Linked DNA regions of Homo sapiens: regions 2, 3 and 4 are each linked to region 1. A link is an interaction called in ENCODE POLR2A ChIA-PET data of the cell type or tissue named here. Cell type or tissue: GM12878. All regions are shown on one strand. Links, peaks and the distances in the headings refer to the core of each region. The heading gives the core; the rest is flanking DNA.

The links. Peaks named below come from ENCODE experiments on the same cell type or tissue, not always from the same donor. Only the 100,000 strongest peaks of a DNase experiment are listed, where the experiment ranks them.
Region 2: POLR2A ChIA-PET joins it to region 1 with 6 read pairs; 1 of 35 experiments calls an interaction of 5 or more read pairs at or near these places.
Region 3: POLR2A ChIA-PET joins it to region 1 with 7 read pairs; 1 of 35 experiments calls an interaction of 5 or more read pairs at or near these places.
Region 4: POLR2A ChIA-PET joins it to region 1 with 6 read pairs; 1 of 35 experiments calls an interaction of 5 or more read pairs at or near these places.

What each region holds. Positions count from the first base shown.
Region 1 is chr2:80,523,210-80,527,958 of GRCh38, forward strand. All of the region lies in intron 9 of CTNNA2 (catenin alpha 2), which reads left to right. Among named protein-coding and RNA genes, the nearest start is that of LRRTM1, 220 kb to the left of the region's middle. In GM12878, for the core only: a CTCF peak has its summit at 3,851; DNase peaks (open chromatin) are centred at 2,182 and 4,122; H3K4me3 peaks cover 415 bases; H3K27ac peaks cover 3,087 bases.
Region 2 is chr2:80,473,190-80,477,938 of GRCh38, forward strand. All of the region lies in intron 9 of CTNNA2 (catenin alpha 2), which reads left to right. Among named protein-coding and RNA genes, the nearest start is that of LRRTM1, 170 kb to the left of the region's middle. In GM12878, for the core only: no CTCF peak of the experiment used is centred there; a DNase peak (open chromatin) is centred at 2,962; H3K27ac peaks cover 711 bases.
Region 3 is chr2:80,459,137-80,463,885 of GRCh38, forward strand. The region is part of intron 9 of CTNNA2 (catenin alpha 2); the gene reads left to right. Among named protein-coding and RNA genes, the nearest start is that of LRRTM1, 160 kb to the left of the region's middle. RefSeq lists enhancers at 2,469-2,973, 2,974-3,479. In GM12878, for the core only: a CTCF peak has its summit at 824 (motif pointing right); no DNase peak of the experiment used is centred there; H3K4me3 peaks cover 579 bases; H3K27ac peaks cover 407 bases.
Region 4 is chr2:80,464,620-80,469,368 of GRCh38, forward strand. The region is part of intron 9 of CTNNA2 (catenin alpha 2); the gene reads left to right. Among named protein-coding and RNA genes, the nearest start is that of LRRTM1, 160 kb to the left of the region's middle. In GM12878, for the core only: no CTCF peak of the experiment used is centred there; DNase peaks (open chromatin) are centred at 2,544 and 2,802; H3K27ac peaks cover 1,957 bases.

The sequences.
Region 1 (4,749 bases), core at 477-4,476:
TCAAGCAGCCTCAGTGGGAGAGCAGAATTCAAATACATGGGTGAGCAGAAAGGAAAGTGAAGTTGTAAATGCAACAAAGGCTGAGTAAATATGAAGTCGGTCCCGGTGCATGGAGAGAGGCAACTTTTCATAGAATAAAAAAAGATGTCTATGAGCTGTAAATTGAGAGAAGAAACTCCGTATGAATGACTGGGGCACTGGAAAGAGAAGCAAAAGGAGGAAAATGTTAGTGATTTGGTGATAATGTTAGGCCTGCGTGAAGAGAAAGTTATAAGGTAGATGGAAAGAGGAAGATAGGCTACGACAATTCCTACTGCTGATATTAAACCTAAATAACAGTATTTATGCCACCATGGGGTCTTTTCTATTGCAGTCCTGAGTGAATGATGGGGCTGGGCTCTACAGCGAGCTCGGCTCCCCTGTTGTAAGGGTGTAAGTGGTACATGGACATGCAGCCAGCAGCTTGCACACAGGAGGGGCTGGCGTCTGTTGTGTTCTCAGTATATTTCATGCTAAGGTTAATACAGAAGAGGCAGGAGATGGTCCCTGACTTTGAAAAGTTGATAATGGGGAAGGCAAGTCTTCACAGAGGACAACGTTTTAATATAACCAATCTTGATACAAATTCTTTACACTAATGTGGTAAGATTTCAGAGTAAGGGAAGATTACGTTGCCATACTTAGGGGAAATTGGTTGAGGAAGGCTTCCTAGATGATGTGAGGCATGACTTTGACCTTAGGATAGGCAGAGGTAGAAGGGTGAATCATATAAGCAAAAGCATAGCATAAGACTTTTTGCTCTTGGCGCTGAGGAGTTGTCATACCTGCCTGTGTAGTCCTGACAAAAGCATAGCTGCTGATGGGGATGACAGGCCTTCAGGAGATGTCCTGCAGGGAAATAGCTGGGGAGAGGGACTGTGGCACAGTGGGAGGAGCACTGGTTTGGGAGACAGACCATTGAATATTCCTGGCTCTGAACCTGACCATTTAGGTGATCAGGGGAGATGTACTTCACCTCCAAGTGTTCTCATCTGTAAATTAGGGGTTAGAAGAGGTACCTCATAAGATAGTATCTTGTATATCCTCCTCCACATTCCTTGTTCTCTTACCTTGAATATATAATAGTGGGTGTACGCTTTCCTTTTCAGAAGAATCTGACTCCGCCTACCTGCTCTTTCTCATTTTCTTCTGATTCATCTTCCAAACAGGTGTGCAAGTGCTCTTTAGGTGACATTTGCCCAGTGGTCACTCACCTGCTTAAAGTTCTGCCCATTGCCTACAGGTGAAAGTTGTTATAACATCTTTGGTGCTGACTTCCATCCCAGCCATATTTTCTGCTGACTCCCCTCTTGCAGACTAGTCACGTTGAACTACTTGCCAATCTCCAAATACCCCAGTCTCTTTGGCCATGGCTCACATTCTTTCTTCTTCCCTAGAATAGTCTCCCTATGCCACTAGCCCCTAATTTTTGCCATTACCTCCTTCCCCATCTTAGGGTCTGCCTTGTTGTAAGCCTAGGGACCTGTGTATCTTTGAAGCTTTTCCTAAACAACTGCCCTCATACATGCTCTCTCACACACAAAAAAATGCTCTCCACCCACTTGGTGGTCCCACTCTGACAAGCATAGATCTCTACTGTAGCACGTTTGTATTTGACTTCATTCGCTCTTTTATGGTCTGTATTATCTCATTAGATGTCTCCCCCTTGCCACCCCCACCTCATACTTTTAAGTTTTTATTTACATAGGTTTTTGGGGAACAGGTGGTATTTGGTTACATGAGTAAGTTCTTTAGTAGTGATTTGTGAGATTTTGGTGCACCCATCACTGAGCAGTATACACTTTTTTTTTTGTATGACTTCCAGAAGCTTATGTGGTGATTAATTAAATGTGGTGAGTGAGTGAATGAAGCAGAAGACAAGCAATGTCTTCTCACTCTTTCCTCCTCTGGTAGTTCCTGTTTGTGCTGGGGCAGGATTGCACAGCTAGAGTTTTTTTTTTTTAATAGCAATTTTTGCTACCCTGCCTCCCCAACACACACAGTCTCAGGACCCCTCTCCTGCCTGGTTGGATGGGCTCAGTGTGCTCAAGAGAGAATCCTTGCCTGGCAGCTGGAGTCTCATAGGGCAGGTCCCGGAAGTCTTTGGGGCCTCTTTCAATCTGAATGATCTGGATTTCCCCTTCTGTGTTGGTGATGCCCTCCCCAGTGACTGTGAAGTAAGGGAGAAATAACTACTCTGGTCAAGTTCAGCGACTCTGAATCTGATTTGGCTTGTATCTGGGTAACTCTCAGGAGCAGGACTGGCCTCAGGCAAAAAAACAAACAACAACAAAAACCCTGAATTCAGCTAAGCCTGACTTTCCAATTTCCCCCTCACCCATCTGCTCTCTACCCTCAATATCAAATGTTTGCTTTTGTTTTCTCTCCTATCGTAGCCTGTCCCTTGGAAAATGTATTTTATGCTAGGGTTTTTCTGGAGGGGCCTTGATCACACTCATCATGTCAGCTTTTCCTAAGCCCCTCTTAAGAGAGTGACTGTAACTTGAAGTTGAAAAGCTGCCTCATTGGTGCTCCATGATCTGTAAGGATAATGACTACCTTACGCGCTGGCAGGATTGCATAAGGTGCAATACGTGTGCCTGGGACCTGCAAACAGACTCCAGGTTCAAACATTGGCTCTGCCACTTATTAGCTGTATGATCTGGGCAAGCTATTAGGTTGGTTCAAAAGTAATTTCATTTTTTGCCATTGAAAGTAATGTCAAAAACCACAGTTACTTTTGCACCAACCTAATACTCTCTTAGCTTCTGGTTATTCATCTGAAAAATAAAAAAATCTGTTTAATGTTTGTGGTGAGCAATAAATGAGCATCATATAGGGATCTCTAGAATGTGCTTTGAAGTTAGGCCACTATAGTTCAAACCTGCATTTTCTCCTTACTCTGGTATGACCTCAGTAAATCTACTGAACTTCTCTGTGCCTCGATTTTCTTTTTCTTTTCTTTTTTTGAGACAGAGTCTGGCTCTGTCACCTAGGCTGGAGTGCAGTGGTGCGATCTCAGCTCACTGAAACCTCCGCCTCCCGGGTTCAAGGGATTCTCATGCCTCAGCCTCCTGAGTAGCTAGGATTACAGGCGTGCATCACCACATCTGGCTAATTTTTGTATTTTTAGTAGAGATGGAGTTTCGCCATGTTGGCCAGGCTGGTCTCGAACTCCTGACCTTGTGATCCGCCCACCTCAGCCTCCCAAAGTCCTGAGATTACAGATGTGCGTCACCACGCCTGGCTAATTTTTGTATTTTTAGTAGAGATGGGGTTTCACCATGTTGGCCAGGCTGGTCTCAAACTCCTGACCTCAGGTGATCCGCCCACATCAGCCTCCCAAAGTGCTGGGATTACAGACGTGAGCCACTGTGCCGGGCCTCTCTGTGCCTCAATTTTCTCATCTATAAAATGGGAATGATAATGACAGTACCTTCTTCGTGTGGTGTTCTGAGGATAAAACAAAAAAAGATAGAGCTTATAAAAAAGTGTTTGCACAGTTAAAACTCACACATTCCAACTCTTGCGTCATTTCAGGTGCTGTGAGAATTGAATAAAATAATATTAGAACTTTTGAAAGTACCTTAAGCACTGCATAGGTATCCAGGATTTCCTTGAATGCAAACTTCTCTAAGAATCCTGCAAGAACTATGGAGTTTTAAAAAAAATCCTTTTGTCACCCTTCTAACATTTTTTGAAATTTGGGAGGTAGTAGAATATGGTCATTGTACAAATTGTCTATGGACATGTCTGCATTTCAGGGGAAAAAATTTGAGCACTATGACACAGTTGATGGCACCACCCTGAGTGCTCAGGAGAATGTGCTTTTTGTGTCAAAACACAAGGTCTCACTCTTACCCAGAATATTCATGAAAGATGATAGTAATTAGGACTTTCTAATTAAAAGTGTCAGAAAAAATTCTCAGATAACTCACTTTCATAGAGTTGTAAGAAGTGATGACATGAGGATAATTTTTTAAAAAGAAAGCAAAGCAAGTGTAGTATGGGGGAATTCCTGTTGGCTGGACTTTAGAAAACAGGGCACTATTTGTCAAAAAGTGAAGCGTTTGTGGTAGGCCTGTGAGTCTCAGACTTGAGCATGCTTTGGAGCCACCAGAAGGGCTAAAAACACAGATGACTGGGCCCCACCCCCATAGTTTCTGATTTCTGTGTATCCGGGGTGAGGCCTGAGAATTCGCATGCCTGATAAGTTCCCAGGTGATGCTGATGCTGCTGGACTTGTGTTAGATCAGTTTTACCTGAAATCTGCTTTATCTTAAGTGGCAGCTGGGGAGTCTTTTAGAAACAGGAATTGTCAGGCCCATTGCAGAGCTCTGGAATCAGAATCTTCTGGTGAAATGTAGGTTTAGCAAGCACACCAGGTGATTCTTATGATGGGGCAAAGTTGGGAGTCATTGGGAGAGAGAGGACATCTCTGAGGCCTCTCCCTGGTTGGCCTCTATAAAGGAGAAAGCAAAGCTGATGGACCCAGACCAATGCCTTAGAAGAGAAAGAGGCACTCATTTACCTGGAAATACTCTAACTGAATTTAAAGTAAATTTAAATGAAATTTCAAATAGGGAGACAGTTCTCCACCAGGGCTGCATATTAGGATTAGCTGGAGAGGCTTAAAATGCCCACGTCTTGTCCATACACAAGGGCGAGTACATCAGAATTTATGAGTGTGGGTCCCAGGCATCAATATCT
Region 2 (4,749 bases), core at 503-4,502, 50 kb before region 1:
AGACTCCCCAGGCCTCAGGCTCCTCAGCGATTGAGCTGGAAGCCAGATCATTCCAAGTGGAAGGAACAGAGGAGCCAAAGGCTACAGGGGTCAGGCTATGGTGCCCTCAGCTGCTGGCACGTTGCAAAGTGAGTTACGAAACAGAATACAAAATAAAAGCTAGTATTTGTAAGAAAACAAAACTATCATGAAGGGCTTTTTCTAAAATGTCGATTTTCTTTGTGTGCCTAGATAATGGGTGATTTAGAGTTTCTACTTGGTCATTACCTATATATTCTAATTTTCCTAAAATGAAAATATACAACCTCTGTAATATGTTTTATAAAATACAGGCACTTAAGCAATTCATGCTAAAATGAAAGTCTGGACATTTTGAAGAGGTTATAAATGCTGTACTCATTGGAACCCACCTCACCAGTGAAAGCTCCAGACTCTGGCATGCCTGAGTTTGCTCAGCAGTCAGTTTACATTTTACTAAACTTTCTCAATCTCCATTATTGCTCCCCAACAACAGAAAAATATTCAGTCTTACGATCATGGGTGCTTGTACATCCTGAGTGATCAAAAATATCTCTAGAGAATAGATTTGATGCTGCAGTAAAGGGCCTTTAATTTTTCTAGCCTGGGGGTCCCTGACTGGCTGCTCACAGATGTGTGTTTGTTTTTTGTCTTTGTGTAGTTTCTGGCCATCATAGGATTTTTTAAAACTTGAGCTAACATTAAAAATCAGAGTTTATGTATAAACATTTGAATCCCTGGCTTCTCTTTCCAAAACCATCTGTCTTACATTCCTGCCCAGCCACACACAGCTTCAATGCAGGCACAGCTGCCCCTTGGATGATCAGTTCTCTGCAGTCTTTACAATTCACTCTTGCTTCCTGACGCTGAGGCCAAGGCAGTTGTCATTTACCAAAACAGTTTTTGTTTCTTAATGGTAGAGACCTATTTTTAAAAATCTATGTTTTAACAACAGTAAAAAATAAGAAGGTACATCAGAAGAACCATATATTTTGAGAGAAGAATGAGAAAGCATATTTTTTGTGGAAACACTATTCAAACAGACTGCAGACACCAAGTGACATGGTTGGCTTTTGTTGGCACTGGAGATTTTGCTGCTTTGCCCTGAGCCTTAAGATCTTCCTCATGGTGCTACACTGCCAGCAAAGAAGAGTTTAAGGAGAGAATGGAGGTGGGTGTCCATATCCACAGCCTACTCCTGTGTGTGAGGATCCACCCCCACCATATCCCATCTCATCCCCAAAACAACAACAGCAACAACAAAACCAGAATTGGGCAGTTCCTGGTTTAGAAGGCAAGAGGTAAATTTCAGTATTGCCTTCCCATTCCAACATAGCTTATACTGTTACATACCTACATTTTCCTACCATAAATTGAACCATTTCCTATCAAACCAATAAAATGCAAAGTCTTTTTATTATCTAGATAATGACTGAATGACAAACCAAAGGGCCTTCCTCGGTGCTTTTTATTGAAATTTCCTGTGGAGCCATGAATTCTCTGTTATTAGGGTAAATATCAACAGAAGACAGGCTGGTTAGATAGCTACTTGGAAGTGTTGACAGGAAATTAAATTTGCAAACAGAAATAAAACCGTGGTAGAATTTTTGAATACAAGGACAAAAGCAAGGAAATTGAATATTGAGATTATTTGTAGCATTCTTCCCTGGGGATGGAGAATTGAAGAGCACATGGTTTGCCATTCATCGGAAGGTCAAACCCAAGATGACTTAGCAAAATAGTCATTCTTAAGACCAAAAAAATTATCTCACAGGCCCAGATCTCAGAGATATAGACACCTAAGCAAATGAGGTGTCTGTGAGTTGGGTGATTTTTACTCAACATGTTAATTTTTCTGTTTGCCATTTTTAGAGATGATGCTGTACAGTCATCAGCACCCTTTTCCAAAAAATATGATAAATGTTTCTTCAAATAACTTAACGATCTCATTCACACATTCTTCGGTGTTAATAATAAGTACGTGTGCCAATGATGAAGTGGCCAACAGTATCCCTCCACTGGAAAGTGTAAATTGTGTCATTGTATGTTGAGTTAACAAGGATTAGAGCATACTGGGTTTTATATTTTGGCATTTTTTCCCCTTTATTTTTGAGGGTAAATCTGTTGGTCCATGTAATACACATGTGCTAATAACTGCTGATTTAACAAAGAAGTTGAGAGGTGGTGCAAAATAAGGAGCTCATAAAGATATTTTTAATTTATTAAGAAAAGAGTAATGGACATTTATTTATTTACTTATTTTGATAAGTAAAGGACTGGAGCTCTCAACTACAAATATGAGGTCAAGTGATGAGATATAAATATCCCTTGTGTGGGCATCAGGAAATCTGCTATTCTGTCACCAAACACCTATGAAATCATGTGAAGTGGAGGTGGGAGATTAGGTGTTTTGGGACTTATTTCAGGGTCTACTATTCTTTGACATGATGACTTTGTTCACATATGCATTTGAAGAGCTGCCTTAATCATAAAATAATGTTCTAATTTACTAACAGTCAAATCTTCCTAGAGAGGTCTCAAACTGCCAGTCTGTGTATCATATAAGGCCTGTTGAGGAAATGATTACAGTACACAGAATATTGCCACATATGGAATGAAGGGGAAAGAAAAAACAGAATTTATTACAAATAGTTAAACATTTAGCATATTCTAAAAGAAAAAAATAATGGCTTGTGCTTTTCTTAAAAAAAAAATCAATTCTGGCAATCTGGGGTCATGTTCCTATCGACTAGAGCAATAATGTTAGGGCACAGATGGATTTGCCCTTGTGTGCCCTTCTCAAGGTTCACCCAGTCACCAGATCTCCTGGCACTGAGGATATGTCAATTGTCACTTATCTCTTTATTTTTTTACATTACTTGCCTTGAGAGAACTGAGCTAAATGTCATTCTTGAGAATAGCACCTATGTCCTTTAATTAGCTGAACCCATGACCACAGATGATGTCTGATTCACCCCCAAGGAGGCAAAACAAATGTGTAGAGATATCTGAGAAGTCGGGCTGGAGCTTTTTGGCTCTCGGGGACACTCTCTCATGTTCATGTCAATTAGGACAGATTTTGTTGAAAACATATTTTGCACACTCCTTAAGACCCAAATGGCAGATGAGCTTCACGTAACTGCCAAATTTTCTCTTTTTCAACTTACTTCTCCAGGGGAAAAGGTGGAAAAATAATTTGATACACTAGTTGTAGGAAACTGGACTTTAACTCAGTGTTTGACAATCAGTCAATTCTCAGAAAACAAAGTGACAGAAGTAACATAGCATCAAGAAGCAAAAAAAGCATTTTTCCCAGGCAATTGTTTTACAACTAAATTATTTATGTGTATTGAGGGGTTTAAGAATTATTAAATGTATTTTCTCCCTTGGCTCAGTTCTTTACATTTTTTCTATTTATAAGAAGTGAAACTCAGACGACAACCAGGCAGGCAAGCTCACAGACGGGTTTACTGACAACACCACAATGCTCCTCCCCTCTCTTGCTTTCTGGCCTCAGACATAAGGAGCAGTCTCTTTGGGAATGAAGGGGGCATCATGGAATGAAAAATAGAATGCCCTCCAAGGATGAAATACAGCTAATTACATGTTGTTCACCTGCTTAGTTTCAGAGGGTGGACTTATGACTTGTGCCTGTTGAAGAAGAAAATTGCTTGATAGCAGTGGCCATGTTATCAGGATTCATAGGAGAGAGATGATTATCTGTTAATTTTAGAGTAAAGAGGCCTTTTACTACCAGGCAAAAAAGCAAAAATCATGCATTTCTCATGCATAACAGAAGTTCTTTGTTTTGGTAGAATAATTACTATTTAGAGTATATTGGGTTGGATTTGTAAAATGACTGGCCTAGAGTTTATAGATAATCAGTCTCAGTATGGAGATTTCAGAACAGGAATGTGCAGATGTGGTGGCACTGATAAGGAATAGAATACATTTGTACCTATGTGGTACACATACACACGCACACATACATACACAGAAGCATACTACGTAGGAGAAAAACAGGCTTTGAAAAATGAACACTTGTTTTTGATTCTGATTATCTTAAGTGGTTGTAATAACAGTCAATACTAACTGATTGCTTTCTAGTCTGTTCCTGGTAAATAGAAATAAATTTTAATTTGGGAAATATTTTCTTTAAAAAAATCAATAGATTTATGGGTACAAGTCATTTTTCATTATAAGGATGAATTATGTAGCGGCAAAATCTGGGCTTTTAGTGTACCTATCTCCAGAATAGTGTACATTGTACCCACTAGGTAATTTTTCATCCCTCACCTCCCACCCATCCTTTCCCATTCTGAGTCTCCATTCGTTATACTACTCTATATGCCTTTGCATCCCCATAGCTCAGCTCCCATTTATAAATGAGAACATGTGGTATTTGATTTTCTGCTTCTGCATCACTTTATCTAGGATAATGCCCTCCAGGTCCACCCAAGTTTCTGCAAAAGACATTATTTTATTCTTTCTTATGGCTGAGTAGTATTCCATGGTGTGAATGTGTGTGTGTGTGTGTGTGTGTGTGTGTGTGTGTATCTCACATTTTCTTTATTCACTCATCAGTTCATGGGCACTTAGGTTAATTCCATATCTTTGCAATTGTGAATTGTGCTGTGATAAACATACACATGCAGGTATTTTTTGATATAAGGACTTTTTACCCCCCTTTGGGTAGATATCCAGTAGTGGGATTGCTGGATTGAATAGTAG
Region 3 (4,749 bases), core at 317-4,316, 64 kb before region 1:
ACATCATCTAGGTTTGTGTAAGTACACGCTATCATGTTTACACAATGATGAAACCACCTAAGGATGCATTTCTTAGAAGGTATTCCTACTCAGTGATCCATGAATTTAATTGGTCTGGGAGGAGTTTGGCATTCACATTAGAAAAGCTCCCTACGTGCTTTTAATGTGCCTCCAGGCTAAAAACCACTATACAAGTTGACCTGCTGAGGTGCTGATGAGAGGACGTAGAAGACCAGAAGGACCACAGTTCACCTTGACATTGAGGTTAAAAGCTATTCATAAGATATTCATATCTGAAATAATAAAGGCACCATGTACATTTTTGAATTCAGCAAGAAAAGGGCAGTTTTCTTATCCTGCTTATCTTAAGGTGATTGCACAGATAACATGGGCCCAGGCAGAAGCCAGGGAAAAAATGCCTTGTCAAAAGATGAAGAGTTAAGGGAGTCTGTTGAAAGTGGCAGCCTCCCCTCATTGCCTTGATCAGTGCTCCAATTCCTAACCTGGAACATACCAATCTGTCCCAGGACACCCCACACAGACATACACTTGATTTTGCTTCCTTTTCCTCCTGCTATTCTGTACTTCTGACAATCATCTCCTTTTCCTACCATCAAAATCTGTCTTGGAGATGATGTGCCGACATCCCTCAGCCACATTGTTTGGATTCCCATAAAAGCCACTCAATTCCCCTGCCAGGGTACTCAGGTCTTTGTAGGCTTGGTGTAAGCATAGGTGGGCCAGTGTGTGAGAGACTGCTGGACTGGCAGAGACTTGGGGCATTCTCATAGTGTTCAATTTCCTGGCAGGTCAGATAAACCTGTGGGGGGCACTGAGACTCAAAATAATTTCCTTTACCCAGCGTTTATTTGGGAAATCCCCTGACTTCTCAGATACTTAAGAAAATGTCAGGGCTCTGAAAATAAGTTACTAATGCTCCTGAAATTTAAACTCTTAAGACTCTATACATAAGTCAGATATGACCCCATTAAGGAGGATAGTTTACTTCTTTATATTTTGTTCGTAGAAGAAAAAAAATTGCCTTTGTGCACAGGTCCTGCTGGAAAACTGCTCTCAATCCATAGCCTTTCTTTGCTTGGAACTGTAGAAACTGACATAGGTTGTTCCTAATCTTGAGTGACAGTCATTTAGCTAGCAGACATTTGCATGGTCTTTGGAGAATTATAGCACATATTAAGCATGCCTATATCTTGTTCATTTCTTATGCACATACTCCAGTGCTTTTTAGATCTTAACACAAAGAATCCTGAAGAAAAAGAAACTGTAACACTCAAAGAAAAGTAAGATATTCAAAAAGAATGTGACATAGGCTTTAAGAAAAAGCTGGAGAAGCAGTTAGTAAACTTATCCCTTTATGTACTATATGCAAGGTATATTTCCCTCTTTCTCCCGCTTCTTCTTTCCCTCCCTATCACACCCTGTCCATCTACCCTCACCCCAGCTGTCATTAGTTGTATTCATTTTATGAATCTTACAAATACCCTACCACATCTTGTATTTTACACAACACACACAGTCACACACATGCACACAATTTAATTCAACTGTAAGTCTTCCCTATTGGTTTGCAACTTGCTTTTCTTATTTAAAATATCTTGTACATTCCCATTCTAGATAAATGGAGGATATCCTTCTAACTCAATGGTTCTCAAACTTTAGCATGCATCAGAATCACCTGGAGGACTTGCCAAAATACAGATTGTTGGATCTCATCCCCCAAGTTTCTGATTCAGTATATCTGGGGTGGAGCCCAATAATTTTTTGTCAATATCACATTTATAACACATTCCCAGGCAATGTTGACTCTACCGTTCCAGGAACACAATTTGGGAGAAGACTTTCTAACCGCTTCTTTTAGATAGCTACATAATCTTTAATGATAGAGATACAGCATGAATTTTTCTGTCATTCCACTACTGATTCTGACAAAGATTCTTTGCTTTACCTAACTTTAGCCAGGCTCCTAAATCTTTTCCTACTCCCATTTGTGCATTTCCTTGTAAAATCCAGTTTTAACAAAGAATCCTGTTAAGTCAGTTTAGTAAGAACCACCCACCCTCAATATCTGATCACCCTCCTTGTCTGATGAAGTTCCTTATCCTCCCCCATGCCTGACATGATGTCTGATCACCCTGGCCCGTTGTTTACAAGAATCCTGTTATGTTGGAGTTCCCATTATCCCTGATGTTACCTCGTAGTAATTTTTCATCCACTGACCTCCCTCACCTCCCTACTCCTTAGCTATAAATTGCCGCTGCCCATGCTGTATTCAGAATGAAGCCGTCTCCCCACCAGCTCACACTGACCCCCAACTGCAAATTCCCATTGCTAGGGTTCCTATAACTATTGCAAAGGTCCTAAATAAAGTCTGCCTTATCATGCCTTAACTAGTGTCATTGAATGTTTCTGTTTGTTTGACAATATACATGCAATTATTTTGTCTCTACATTCAGTGGTGCAATAAATGTCCTTATACTGTTATGTTCATGTACTGGTGCTTTTATCTTGCTAGGATCCGAAACTTAAAAAAAAAAAGTCTTTTGAACTAGATTATGAGTCACAGGAGAAAATCAGTCTCACTGCTTTGTGGCCACACTTCAGCTAGATCTTATTGCTAGACTTGGAACCAAATAATGTCGACTTTTTCCAGAAGTATATCCTCCCTCAGAAGAATGATATTTTCCACTTTTGTGGATAATCAAAGATATATGCCCCAGGCTCCTACAGCATTTCTAGAAGGGGAGCTCCAGCTATGCAAGTTGTCAGCAAGGGCAGGTTGAGTGGGCTTTGTGCTCAGCCCCCTGGGGATCTGCTTTGCAAGACATCATTCACTGGGCAATAAAAGGTTTGGTGATGTTTTCATTGTTATTTAAAAGTCAGTTAACTTACTTTGATTATGTACAGTGCCTTGGGCCTTGCCTTAGAAGTCTAGGGAATGAACACTTTTAATTGAACTCCTGCTGTATTCTAGGCACTTTTAAAAACAAGATCTCATGGCATTATGATAACAACCTCGGGAGGTGGGACTCTGCACAGGTTAATTTTGTCTGGTTGTTGAAGAAAATGAGTCTCAGGCTACTGAAGTTGCTTTTCTAAGTCTGTTGATGATGGTATATGGCCAAGCTAAAATTTGAACTTAGAAACTTCTGGCTTCAAATTTATTTATTTTTTTCCTGGAAACATACTGCTTTATACGGGAAGACTTGAAAGCAGCAAATAGAGTCTCTATCTAGGGTATACTGATTGAGTTTGAGGTTGTATAGATATTGGTCATTTTAATTCTTTTTTAAGCCTCTGTTTCTTGAGTTATATCTGTTGTAGGCAGCATCATTTACTCATTCAATTTTGGGCAATAATCATGACTGGATTAAACATTTGGGTTTTCCATTTATGCTGATTTCATCTAGGTACAATTTTCTATCTCTCTTATGTATCTCATTTTTCTCTCCCTTCCTTTCCTTCTTTCTTTCTTTCTTTTTTTTTTTTTTTTTTTTTGACGAATAAAGAGCTGCTGGGTCATCACTTCTCAGCCTAAAGAGTCACTATTAATCTTGAGAGCAGCATTCCTGGTCGAAAAGACACTAGGACATGGTTTGCAAGCATCCAGGAATTAGTCTACGCACTCTTTGGGTGTTATCCTCAACGGTGTCTTCTCTATTCGGTTTCTTTCTTGTCTTGGAGTCCCAGTTCCACCTTGTTATGAATTCCCTATCCCTACCCTCTCCACTCTAGCTTCTCGTTGATCTTTTATAGCTTATTTTCTAGTGCAGTGTTTAACCTCTGCTCTGAAATCATTAGTCTATTTTTCCTCCCTACTTAGTCGGCACACTGATTATTCCAGATTCTATGGTTCCTGTTTCCAACCCTCTCAGCCTTTCTCGTCTTTTACCTGACTCCCTAGGAGTTGGCGCTGTGATGCGATGCTTACTTGACTGTTTATGCCTCCATCTCTGACCTTTTTCTGAAAATCTTTTCATACTGTGGCTTGCTAAATACTGTCTGACAAATCCCCTGCTCCATTTATCATCTCACATGGTTCTTTAACTGTTGTTTTATCTTCTGTTCCTTTTAAGTCCTTGTTTTCTTCACTTCTTTATCCAGTAACATAGACATGTGAGCAGAGGAAAATAAAAATAGAACACCCCCCTTAATAGTCGCCAGCACTACGTCTAACTTCCTTTGTTCATTAAGGTAGTACTTTGTACATTTTAATGTATTGGTAGTTTTTCAAGTAGTTGAAATGCCTAGATTAATTGAGGTAGGGATTGCAGATCCTTAGAAGGGTTATGGAGCACAGGGAAAGAATCATTCGGCTCTGGTTAAATCTTATTTTTCTTTATTCTCATTCTGTGTGGAGTTATTAGGATGGATTTCCTTAGAATGTTTGGGAGTTTTCATGTTCAGGCTGCTTTCAAAATCAACAGTCTCCACGGGTGGATACTCAGGATTTGGGGTAACAAGAGGAATGAGTTCTGATTCCACCCTATGAAGCTTGTGATGAAGCATTTCCAATACATTATTGAATTTGATTACATTAATAGTCCTGTGAAGTAGATCTTCATATTGCTATTTTACAGTCAATAAACCAAGCTCAGAAAGATGGAAGAAAATAAACATTTATCTAGTATATATTTTCTAGGCAGTTTGGCTAAAGGATAAATGGCTTGCCCCAAGGCACATTGCTGTACGCAGAGGAGCTAGAATTCATTGTTTTACCCACTGTCTCAA
Region 4 (4,749 bases), core at 523-4,522, 59 kb before region 1:
GTCATTAAGTTTTTTTCTTTTTCTCTAATGCCTCCCCCAACTTGCATACCCACTCTGGCATGCACAATGTTCCTATATCACTTTGGGACGAGACCTTGTTTATGTAAATTTCCTATATTCCAGACACTGTTTTAAGGACTTTATAAGCATTAGTTTATTTAAACACATGAGGAAGGTACTAGTACAAATCTCATACCACAGGTGAAGAATCTGAGGCACAGACAAGTTAATTAACTTAGCCATTGTTCAGCGGGCTAGTAAGTGGCACAGCTGGTGTTAAAATTCAGGCATTCTGGTTCCAGAGTCTTTGCTCTCAGCTACTCTGATGGTTTTGTTTCTTTCTCTGAGATTCATGGCATAAACCCTCATAAATACTAATTTCACAGTATTTTAATTATTTGTCAAAAGATATGCGTCTTCATTCACCCTGCTCCATTGGGATGAGAGCTACTCAAAAGCAAGGGTTTTGAGTTATTCATATTCTCCAGCAGGGAATCTTGCCATGACTTGTTCAGTATTGAACCCTGCTGCTTACAATCAGGTAGGCTCTCTATAAGTACTGGTGAATTAATCTTTTCAACCTCCTGCTCCAATTACAGTGAAACACATGATAGGCTCCATGAATGTCAAGTAAATATATGCATTTTGTGATCAAGGGGTATGGTCTTAATACATATGTGCTTGTGAATAATTCCCCAAATTATGAATTATATTTATTCCATTGTCCAAGCTTAATGACTATGTAGTCAGTGTTTATTGGTGTACTTCCCTCCTACCATTTTTGCAGTTACAGAACCATTACAAATGGAAGACTGGGTGACAACAACGTAAATTACTGCAGACTGAAAGAACTTGGCACATGTTGCCAGGAACAGGTATTTCTTTGAGTATCTTGGAATGCTTGAAGAAGGCCACAGAGGGTTTCTTCCACTCCTTTTGGAGGTGCTCCAAAGCTTTCTGCGATGCTGGTGCATTTAGAAATCAAAGCAGCCCATCAAGAAGGCCAATTCTAGGAAGAAAACAAACAAAAAAAGAAGTCATTTGCCCTCGCCCTAGCCCTCCCTCTATTTTATCCTAACTTCTTCTTTATTTCTTTTAAATAAGGGACTAGAAAAGATGTGAAACCAAAGAATTTCAATTTTATCACTTAATTTTCATTTTATGATGCAGTTAGAATGAGCTCTTCATTTATTTGTTTCGTAAGCCCAAGCTTTCACTAATGTTTTCCTGAATTTTATATTCTGTTTCAGTATGGTGTGATGGTTTTTATTTTTTTCATCTAAAAATGAAGTAGGCATTCTTCTAATATGAAATAATAGTGTGTCTCACATAGTTGGTTATTTAGTGCTGTGTTTTAATCGTCAGCATGAGGGGCCACAAGTTATCTGCAACTCTTCTGCTTCCATATGTGTTTTCTTCCTTTGTTATTCCTGCCTGACCTTTTCTTCCAAGAATAGAATGAGAAAGCAACTTGTTATATGTTCTTCCTCTGTAACTTATATTGTAATTGCCACATTTCTGTTGTGATATTGATTTGGAAAACTCATCGGCATTCTAGCGTATAAAGTAATAGAAATCTGAATCCTGCTGGAGGGAGTTATTTAGTCTTTATTGAAGTGATTTACAGAGAGCTTTCTACCCAAATAAAATGCTCAGAGAAAAAAGGAGATGTACTGATGCAAAAGCGTGCCTGTTTCTCAAGCAGCACCAAGAATACAGAGATTGTGTCATTCTAGCTTTTCATTTCTTCTTTCCTTGATTTTATGAATGAATGACACTAATGAAATAAGTAAATGTGCATTATGTATGTGTTTCTGGACAGTTATGGATGACTTTCCAGGTAAAACTTGGCAAAGCACATTTCTTTAACATACCAAATAATTTAAAACTTACTAGAGGAGCCTCTTAATAAAAAATGTTGTAGACAATATTTTTGCAAAAAAAAGAAACCTTTTTCAAAATGAAGACTTGTTTTGTCCACATATTTCTTCAAAAAAAAATCTTACTTCAATTTGCAATGTTCACAAACAGATGGAAAAACTACATTTGATTGATACATGAAAAGTTCTCACAGTTCCCATAGCATTTGTCTGTGAGTTCAGCTGGGTTATTGTTTCTGTTTCATGCTATCTTGCTTAGGCCCCAACAGGATTTCCATCAAAGAGTTCAATGAAAATAAGATTATAAATTTGGGGTTCCCCAAGGAACAGCATATTTTAGATAACAAGAGGGCTACATTTGGTATAATAGATACCTTGCATTGTTCTAATAAATCATCAGTAAATATCTTTCAAGTAAGTGAATTTCATGGGCTGTACCAGGTACGTGTAAGCTACATGTCATTGTATCTCCAAGCCAATGGATAGGATAGACTAGATATCATGAAGCATCAGTTTAGCCAAGGAGGTTTACCTGTGATTAGGCATGCCATGTTTACTCATAGCCTTATTAATGCCTTCCAAATACCTTAACATAAAGAAATGTCTTTCAGGGAGAGATAAAAAGTCTCAAAGAGGTTGTAAGTCCCACATTAAGAAAGTGGTAGAGCTATGATTCAGACTTAGGCTTACTTCACATGCCACGCGCTTCCTCACTCTAAAAGTACCTCCATCCTTCATGCACAAAGACAGACTACCAAAAAGGAGAGAGAAAATAAGAAAGATAAGGAAAAAAGAATATATGCAGAAACTAGTGAAAATCAAATAAAGTCTCTACACTAATTGACTGCATTGTACCTGCATTAATTTGTGGCTTTCAATAATGTACCAGTCTGTTATAAGACACTACTAGGGGAAGATACGTGGTTAGTACATGAAACTTCTTTGTACTATTTTTGCACTTCTGTGAGACCATAATTAGTTCAAAATAAAAGTTGCAAAAAACCCCAAAACTTCACTTTAATGATCTAGGGCACTCGTGAGATCCATTATTTCTACGAAAACAAGAGTTTCCTAACATCTATGAGTTAACACTACAATGCAATGCTGACTTGACATTTCTTTCTTTTTTTCTTTTTTAACAAACTGCACAGTCTGAATGTTTATGTCTTCCCAAAATGCATGTGTTGAAACCTAATTCCCAATGTAATAGTATTAATAATATGGGGGCTTTTGGAGGTGATTAAGTCATGAGGATGGAGTTCTTATGAATGGGATTAGTATCCTTATAAAGAAACCTGAGGGAGCTTGTTTGCCCCTTCTGCCATGTGAAAATATAGCAAGAGTGAGTCCTCACCAGACACTGAATCTGCTGGCATCTTGACCCTGGACTTCCCAGCCTCTAGAATTGCAAGCAATAAATTTCTGTTGTTTATAAATTACCCTATAGTGTTTGGTTATAGCAGCCCCAACAAACTAAGATACAAACATAATAGAATATATTTATTCAAATAAGTGTTCGATTTTTCATGGAAGGATTTACACTTTTCCTGATCATTATTCTGTTGCTACCAGTGTCCTTAGAGTATCTTGTGAGGAATTGCTGGAAGAACCTGTGGCCTATTCTTTTGGATATTCTCTGTACCCATATATTTGTGTTTTGAAGGCAGGATTGGCTTTTGAAAAAGCCAAGAGTTATCAGGGCGAAGTCTTCTGAATACAGTAAAATAAACTAAATACAATTTAATACCCACACAGTGCTAAAATTTGGACCCTATTTGAAAAACCAAAAGCAGCAAAAGCCATGTTTAATACAGTATTATTTATGTTTATAAACGTGGAGCTAGCTGTGTGCAGTGGAAAGTTTGAACACAGGCTACAGAGATGGATGTTATTGCGTCATGTGCTATTTTTCATTTATTTATTTATTTATTTTTTTTGAGATGGAGCCTGGCTCTGTCACCCAGGCTAGAGAGCAGTGGTGCAATCTCGGCTCACTGCAACCTCCACCTCCCGGTTCAAGTGATTCTCCTGCCTCAGCCTCCTGAGTAGCTGGGACTACAGGCGCCTGCCACCATGCCTGGCTAATTTTTGTATTTTTAGTAGAGACGGGGTTTCGCCATATTGGCCAGGCTGGTCTTGAACTCCTGACCTTGTGATCCACCCACCCTGGCCTCCCAAAGTGCTGGGATTACAGGTGTGAGCCACTGTGCCCGGCCATCATGTGCTATTTTTAATATTAGTACCCATTTCTGTAGACGCAGAATTCAATATCACATTGAGATGATGATTATCAAGTGCCTAACACAGGGCCTGCTCACTAGTAAGTGATCAGTTAAAACTTAGCAGCTTTAATCATGATGGAGGAGGATGATGAATTTTGCCCCAAGAAAAGTACCTTATTTTTTTCTGAGCCTTTTTTATTATCCAAATAACAGAGGGCTTGAACCAAATGAAAGCTAAATTTTTCAGCTCTGCCATTCAGTAACTTGGATCCTGAAGCAGGTGTCAGGAGGCAGGACGGAGGTGTTGAAGGTGCTGAAGGTGCAGGTGAGATCAGGAAGATTTGCTGTTTGTGTGGTGGTGGTGTGACGGCTTATAGGGGTCTTACTGTGGCACAGAGTTTTGGTTTTCCCCCTCAATTTACCTCTGAGAAAGTCCTTTCCTCTTTCTTTTCTTAGGGTCTGAGGTTTTGGTCATTTTGCTAACATCTTGAGACTGCACTGACATCTATTCTGTCTTAGAAATATCATAGAAACAAATACCCAAGAAGTTCATTATATGCCTGAACAGCCAGAACCTCCAAGTAATTGATAATTGTTTGATAAACAGACTTGTGTCTCCCAGTGTGACTGATGGAAAGCCGTGTTTC